Linked DNA regions of Mus musculus: region 1 is linked to region 2. Evidence: chromatin contacts called from ENCODE Hi-C data. All regions are on one chromosome and are shown on one strand. Each heading gives the region's core, a stretch centred on a gene start or an enhancer-like site at or near the end of the contact. The rest is flanking DNA. Distances are from core to core; before and after follow the strand shown.

Evidence for each region. A loop is a pair of places that touch in the nucleus more often than their neighbours do.
Region 1: a loop to region 2 is called in a map of gastrocnemius, with 1.8 times the contacts of the local background. The contact joins the promoter of Fgf8 here to the enhancer-like site in region 2. A Hi-C loop is called at or near these places in 3 of 37 maps with a recorded cell type or tissue (T-helper 17 cell, gastrocnemius and v-Abl transformed pro-B cells).

What each region holds. Positions count from the first base shown.
Region 1 is chr19:45,741,397-45,744,960 of GRCm38, reverse strand. Fgf8 (fibroblast growth factor 8) reads left to right here and starts at 2,077. Exons shown (of 6, transcript NM_001166361.1): 1 at 2,077-2,308; 2 at 2,409-2,445; 3 at 2,964-3,050; 4 at 3,282-3,462. The coding sequence starts at 2,277. RefSeq lists an enhancer at 3,310-3,564.
Region 2 is chr19:45,693,524-45,697,635 of GRCm38, reverse strand. No RefSeq gene overlaps it. Among named protein-coding and RNA genes, the nearest start is that of 4933429K18Rik, 35 kb to the left of the region's middle. Within about 2 kb of position 1,780, at least 1 of the 3 ENCODE cell types and tissues checked has a DNase peak (open chromatin) inside an H3K27ac peak, as active enhancers do.

The DNA of each region.
Region 1 (3,564 bases), core at 828-3,327, 47 kb before region 2:
CAGACTGCTTCCTGATCCCTACCTGTGTCTTGTGACTCAAACTTATTTTCAAAGTCTTGTGTCCATAGTGAAGAGAGGGCCCTTCCTTTTCCAGGGGAGCCCATCCTTCGCTTTCCATCTGTTTAGGCATTTACTCGTCGATACACTCAAGAATAAACACTCCTGAGTATCTCATATGCTCCACACATGAAGTAAATTCTGTGAGCAAACAGATATCACCTTTGTCAGCTTGAAGCAATGAAAAAAAAAAAAAAAAGACAAGTCATTCTAAAGGCCCCTCAGCAAGCACACAGAGAAAGCAAGGGGTTGGCCTTTGTCAACCCCTTGGACACTGGAGTCCGTCTACCCCATTTCCCCCTTCATGGGCCCACTCTCCAGTGGGACTGAAAAGAGCTATTGCCTGCCAAATCACTGACAGATAAAAGCTACCATCGGTTGGCAGGTGAAGCCACCAAAGGTGGAAGATAGTCTAATGGCTCAGTCAGGTGGCCCCCATCCATCCATCCAACACTACCTGCAGAGCTACAGCTCTGCCCTGAGCTTCAATCCTTGGGCCTGTAAGACAGATTCCTCCCTCACCTCCAGGTCTGGGTGGATCAAAACAGCGGGGAACAGAATTTGTGAGGAGACTCACCTATGAGCTCAGGAAGTCTACTCTGAGGAGGGCTGAGACTGTCTCCTTGGAACCAGTTCTTCTCTATATTGCTCAGCACTTGAAGGGCTGAGATGGACTCCCCTAACCATATATATATATATATATATATATATATATATATATATATATATTACTCCGTGTTTGCATTTGCAAGATGGGATGCATAAAAGGGGGGCGGCAGGCCGAACCGGATGGGGACTGACAAGGGCCTGCTTGCCTCTCTTTAGCCTACAAAGACTTTCTGGGGCCACCGCAAACCCCTAGTTCTACCCCGGAGGCACAGAGGATCAGTAGAGGGGAGGCTGTGGATGAAGGCAGAGCTGGGTGGTACATCCACGGAGCCACCTGGTCTTCAAAAATACCTGGCCTGGGAAATCTCTGTGCCTGCGGTAACAAAATAGTGGCTCAGGGTTCCCAGAAACCCTATGGAGAAAGCAATGGGGCGACGGGCTTGAAAAGGCTTACAGAAGTCTCTACCTTCTCACCAGCACCTCCCTCTTCCAAGTGACACAAGACACCAGGTACCTGCTCAAGGAAAACCTGGAACTCAGAAGGGGAAAGGCTAGGCAGCTTGGGTCCGTGTCCTGAATGTTGCTGAACGTAGTTATTTTTGCCCCTGCTAATTGCTCAGAAGCAGTGGCTGTGGGTCCTTCAGAGACCCCTGAGCTCTTACCACATAGACGCTTCAAGGTTTTTCTTAAGCTTTATAGACTAGTGCAGTTGGATGGACAGGAGCAAGGCTGAAGGTGATAATGGGGTGGCAAGGGGCATTTCTCCCTCCCAGAGCCTCTTTGGAGACTGTGAGACAGAAAACCAGCGGGGTTGGGTTTTTAGAAAGGTGAAGGCACCGGGTTCCAGTGGCGCCCAAGGGGACGCTCAGCACCGGGGCCCAGTTCACTGTTAGCTGCAGGCTCCCAAGAGGGGCGCGTGCGACCGCAGCACACATTAGGCGACCCAGAGACCTTCTAGGAGGCCAGAGATAAGCAGACCCGACCCTAAGCAGATCAACAGTCCTGCAGGACTCAAGTGTACGGGACCCCACTAAACATGTTGTCCCAGACGCCCCCCAATCCCTGGACGATCCCGCCCCCGGAACGCTGGAAGAGACAGGCAAGGGTAGTGGGAGGCGCCCACACCAGCCGCCCCCGCCCCTCCCGCGGGTCCCTAGACCCCTCCCCTGGGCCAGACCCCCCAATCCCTGCTCTGCCCGCCGCCCCGCCCCCGGCCGCCCCGCCCCCGCCCCGGGCGGCGACCCGGCCCCAGCGCCCAGCCGGGGGTGCGGGCTCCGGCCGCCCGCCCCGCGCTCCCCCCTCGCGGCCGGTGCGGCGCCCCCCGCCCCTGCCCTCCCCCTCCCTTCCCACCTCCCCACCCACCCCACAGGCCCGTTACCCTCCCGCCTGCTCGGGCTCCTGAGCAGCCAGCGGCCACCGGCTCCAGCAGCGGCTCAGAGGGGTTCGGCGCGCGCGGCGAGCACGACATTCCACGAGCCGCGTCGGGATAGCCGCTGGCCTCCCGCACCCCGACCTCCCTCAGCCTCCGCACCTTCGGCTTGTCCCCCCGCGGCCTCCAGTGGGACGGCGTGACCCCGCTCGGGCTCTCAGTGCTCCCGGGGCCGCGCGCCATGGGCAGCCCCCGCTCCGCGCTGAGCTGCCTGTGAGTACCGCGGTCGCCCCCGCGTCCCCGTCGGCCAGCGCCCGCCGAGCCCTCTCCGCTCACCCCGCGCCTCTTTCCTGCCCGCTTTTGTCTCCCACAGGCTGTTGCACTTGCTGGTTCTCTGCCTCCAAGCCCAGGTAAGGAGCGCTGCGCAGAAGCGGGGGCCGGGCGCGGGGAACCCAGCTGACACTCTCGGGCAGGGACACGAGGACCGACCCTTCGGCCAGCGCAGCAGGGCTGGAAAGAACTTTACAAATCCAGCCCCAAACTACCCCGAGGAGGGATCTAAGGAACAGAGAGACAGTGTCCTGCCTAAAGTCACACAGCGAGTGAGTGGAGAGACTAGAACCCAAGGGTCTTGAGCCCAGCGACTGGCCAGTTCGGGTGGATGGGAAGGCTACCTGTAGCCACACCTGGCCTCCTAGGAAGGCGGGAGCTGGAGTCAGCGGGTGTTCCTTGTCAAGGGTAGTTGGGATGTAGTTGCAGCGAATATCCTCGCCGCTGCTCTCTGGGGAGACCTGTGGCCGGTTTGGGCCAACGATCGTGTTAACCTAGGCCCTTTGCATTCTCAACATTTGCTCCGTAAATTTGTCTTTATAAATGTCACGGGTCGGGTAGCGTTGCCTCGCTACTTAAAAGCACCCTGCTCCTCTAGGAAGGCCCGGGCGGGGGGCCTGCGCTGGGCAGGGAGCCCACTTCCCTGCTCCGAGCTGGCCGGGAGCCCCAGGGTGTTTCCCAACAGGTGGGTCCAGACTCCCTCATTCCCGGGTTCATCCATCCATCCTGGGCTGGGTCTGCGCGACTTCCCCGAGGGGGTTGGTGGCCTGAGCCGGCATGTTGTGGGGATGCCCCCAGTCCCCGCTGGCTGCCTGGCGCGGCGGGAGGCGGGTACAAGGGCAATGGGGACCAACTCGGGGCCCCTGGGCGGAGTAGCGTTATAATGGCGTGCTGTGTATTTTTCAATTTCCTAAAGGTAACTGTTCAGTCCTCACCTAATTTTACACAGCATGTGAGGGAGCAGAGCCTGGTGACGGATCAGCTCAGCCGCCGCCTCATCCGGACCTACCAGCTCTACAGCCGCACCAGCGGGAAGCACGTGCAGGTCCTGGCCAACAAGCGCATCAACGCCATGGCAGAAGACGGAGACCCCTTCGGTAAGGTGCATTCCCGGACCCTGGAGAGGAGAGGTAGCTTGGACCTCGCCGCCCCTTGCCAGCCCCAGCTGCATCAGCCAGAAAGGCCTGCGGGCTCTCCAC
Region 2 (4,112 bases), core at 531-3,030:
GAGGATCAAAATCAAGTCATCCGGTTAACAAGTACACTTATGTGATGAGCCGTTGTGCCAGCCCCAAATTGAGGGCTTTCTTTTCATTTATTATTATTTCTTTAATTTTTTTTGAAACAATGACTATTTATGCATCCTTGGCTACTCTGGAACTTGCCTTGTAGACCAGGTTGCACTCGAACTCACAAGGAGACACTTGCCTCTGCATCCCAAGTGCTGAGACTCAAGGCGTGTGTGCCATACCCTGCCAACCCAAGTGTGGGACTCAAGGCCCGTGTGCCATACCCTGCTGGGATTTTGTTTTTCAGTCACATAGTGTGTGTGTGTGTGTTTCTGGAGTAATGCCTGTGCCATGGTACATGTCTCTGTGTGTCTGTGTGTGTGTGTTGCCCCCTCTCTGATACCACATGACACTTCATTGAGAATTTGATCTCTGTTTCTACCATACAGGTTTCCTGGGTCTATGTCAGGTTGTCAGGCTCAGTGACAGCGTCTCTCTTTACCTGATGAGGCATGCAGGGGCAGCAATTTTAACATTCTTTGTTCTCACTTTTATTAATATTTATTTGAAGTGCACACTACCTTGTACACAATTTTGAGTATTCATTTTTTTATGTTTTCAATGTACTTTATGTATATGAGTGCTCTGCATGTATGCCTGAATGACAGAAGAGGGCATCAGATCCTATTATACATGGTTGTGAGCCACCATATGGTTGCTGGGATTTGAACTCAGGACCTCCAGAAGAGCAGCCAGTGCTCTTCACCACTGAGCCATTTCTCCAGCCCCAACTCTGAGTATTCAATTTCATTAGTTTGCACGTTTCTTTGTAAATCTCCCTTCCTCACTCCATCCCCAGCTAATCACGGAGATTAATTGGCACTGTCTATAATTTCACATATATAAGATGGAGTGTGGTGGCCTCTCGCTGTCTCTGCCTAGTTCCTTTGACTCTGTGTGACAATTCTGATATTCATCTGTGTTACTGTGTTGAGGGTAACATTAGAAGTCATGTTCAGCCACCTATTAACTGGGTGACTTTGGGAAAATTGCTCTTCTCGTCTGTGCCTCAGAGAGAAAAACAATTTCTACCTCGCATAGTTAAGAAGATAAAAATTACCCTGTGTAAGTAACGGAGAGTCAGGGTTCAGTTCCTGGTATTCACTGGGCACTTGATAAATACAAGTTATTTTTGAATCTCTGTTTGGTGTGGAGAGGAGGGAGGAGGCCGACTTGCCAGGCATGCAGTGGGGGAGGACTTGTTTAGACGAATCTGATTCATGGCTCAATTTAACTACTTGTTAAACTTGTCTCACTTCTGCACCTCAAATCTCCGCACATGCCAACCTCACCAGGAAACTTTTCTTCAGTGAGTGCCTGGGGACAGGGAAGTTTGTAGCCATGAAAGCCCTGCCAGTCGGTCGGGGGAAAAAAAATTCCACTAGGCTGCTTTGAAGCAAGAGAAGGTGAATTCCTCCGGCACCCTCACTGACTTCTAGCCTCACTGGGCGGGTTTGCTCAAATTTGGATTGAGAGCCCCTGGCCTGGGGACCAAGGGGACTCCAGAAGTTTCCTGGCCAGAGAAAGTCAGAGGGTGACGTTTCTGCACAACTTGTCCCAGAGCAGCCTGTGTTGAGGTGCTGATGGTCAGAGAAGTTTCTTGGAGACTCTGAGAAGGAGCGTGGGCTGCTCAGCCCTTCCCGGGGCCAACGTCCACAACAGCCGTGCCAGGGGCTTGCTGCCGTCATATTGGCTTCGAAGTGGAGAACAGCAATTTCTCCTGTCTTCATGCTGCTGGCCAGTGACTGCCTTTCCCTGAGCTTGAAGACACTGAAGTGGGGTGGGGGTGGGGGGTGGGGGAGACACACAACAAAACCACAAAGAGGACTGGAGAGAAAAAAGGGAGCAGGGCGGGGTGAGAGGGCCGATCGTCTGTTCAGGTCTAGCTGGAAAACACAATGACGGGAAAAGCCTTGTTGGTCTGTGCGCTGCTCCTCATTTCTTTCCCAGGGTTTGAAGTGTGGAGGGAGGGATGGGAAGAAAACTGGAAGCCGACAGCCGACGACAGCCGGGCGGCACGGCCTGGGCCGAAGCCGCTTGGAGCCTGAGCCATTGGGTTTGGGGAGGGGAAAGCTCCGCGGGGATGCTGAGAGGTCCCTTGGGTCACCCTCTTACCAGCCAACACCTTTCTTCCACAAGAGGCTGTGACCAAGGCTGATGTAACTGATAGTGAATTGATTAATTAGTTAACCTTAAAAAAAAGAGTTTCACTATGTTGCCCAGGCTGACCCTAAATTCCTGGGTTCGAGCTGCCCTCCACCTCAGCCTTCAAAGTAGATGGGACGGCAGGCATATGCCACCAGATAGTCACAGAAACCTGCCTGTCTCTACCCTAGTGGGGGGAAGGGCATTATGTAGCGCTTTTACCCATCTGGCTGGGGTGACAGATCATTACGCTTGGCTTTATCTTTCCTGGTGCAAAGAGTTCACCAGCTTTTAAAAAATTTCTTAGTGTCAAATACTTTCCAAATTTCCATGCAATTGGGTGGTGGTGGAGGTGGCAGTGGCAGTGGCAGTGGTGTGTGCCTTTAGTCCCAGCACTTAGGAGGCTGAGGCAGGTACATCTCTGAGTTCTAGGCCAGCCTGGTCTATAGTGCTAGTTTTAGGACAGCCAGGGCTAAAACCAAAAACAAAAAAAGATTTATTTATTTTATTACTTGACTTAACCCCAAAGCCTTTGTGAGGTATGGATTCTGTTATGAATTTTTTCCCATTTTACATATAAGCAAGTCAAACCTTGGGGATGGAGAGAGGGCTAAGCAGTTAAAAGCACTCACTGTTCTTCCAGAGGACTGGACTTCAGTTCCCTTACCCATGTCAGGTAGCTCCCACTCCAAGGGAGCTGACATCTTTTGGTTTCTGAAGGCGCATGTGCACACATGTGCATACATATACACACACATGTGCATATATACACGCACTCATGAATAAAAAATAAAAGCAAATCTAAGAAAAAGAAGTCAAGATGGAGAAATGTTAGGGTTTGGGAAGGTTAAGTAGTTTGGGCATGGTGTATACACCTTTGGTCCCAATATCAAGAGGCTGAGGCAGGAGGATTGTGCAGTAGAGGCCAGTCAGTGTTATTTGTCAAGATTTTTGTCTCCAAAGGAAAAATAATGACAGAAATACTTGAGACAGATCAAGACCAAAGGAGAGAGTGGTTGTTTCTGGAAGTCTGGGATGATGGGCCAAAGCCAACTGGTGGCTCTGGAATGAGGCTAAGTTTCTCAGACTCTGAACCTGAGCCTGTCATCTTCTAGGTGAGATCTTCTTCATCCATTGACCTTTAGGGGGCGCTACTGTGAATCACGCAATGTTTCAGGAAACAGGGATCTGTTGCTAAGCAACAGATGGGGGTCTCTCTGCGCTCCTCCCCTCCCCTCCCCTCCCCTCCCCTCTCTCCCTTTCCTGCTCCAGCTCAGTTTCCTCACTGGCTTCTCCCTGTCAGTTCCTATAGGATGTCAGCAGCTGATTGAGTCTTTCTGAATGTTTGTCCTGTTTTTTGTTTTGTTTTGTTTTTTAAGATTTATTTGTTTGTTTTTGTAAGTACACTTACAGTGTATCAGATCCCCGTGAGCCACCATGTGGTTGCTGGGAATTGAACTCAGGACCTCTGGAAGAACAGTCAGTACTCTTAACCAACCGCTGAGCCATCTCTCCAGCCCCCTTGCTTTGGTTTTTTTGAGATAGGATTTCTCTGAGTGGCTGTCCTGAAACTCACTGGGTAGACCAGGCTGGCTTCCAACTCACAAAGATCTTCCTGCCTCTGCCTCCTGAGTGTTGGGATTAAAGGTGTGTGCCACCCCCGCCCTGGAGGTAATTTATTCTTTGATCCAAATCTGTAGACTTTCTTGAGTATTCCTGTTTGCTTTACTTTGTGCTGTCTGTCTGTCTGTGGGTGGGTGTGGAGTGCGGGTGAGTGGCAAGACCTGAGGAGGACACCAGATGTCCCACTACTGAGCTGTCTTAGTTCCTGGGACTCATTAACCTGGATCCAGGCCCCAGAGACCCTGCCGTTTCCACCTTCTGAAGCATCAGAATCGCGCGTACC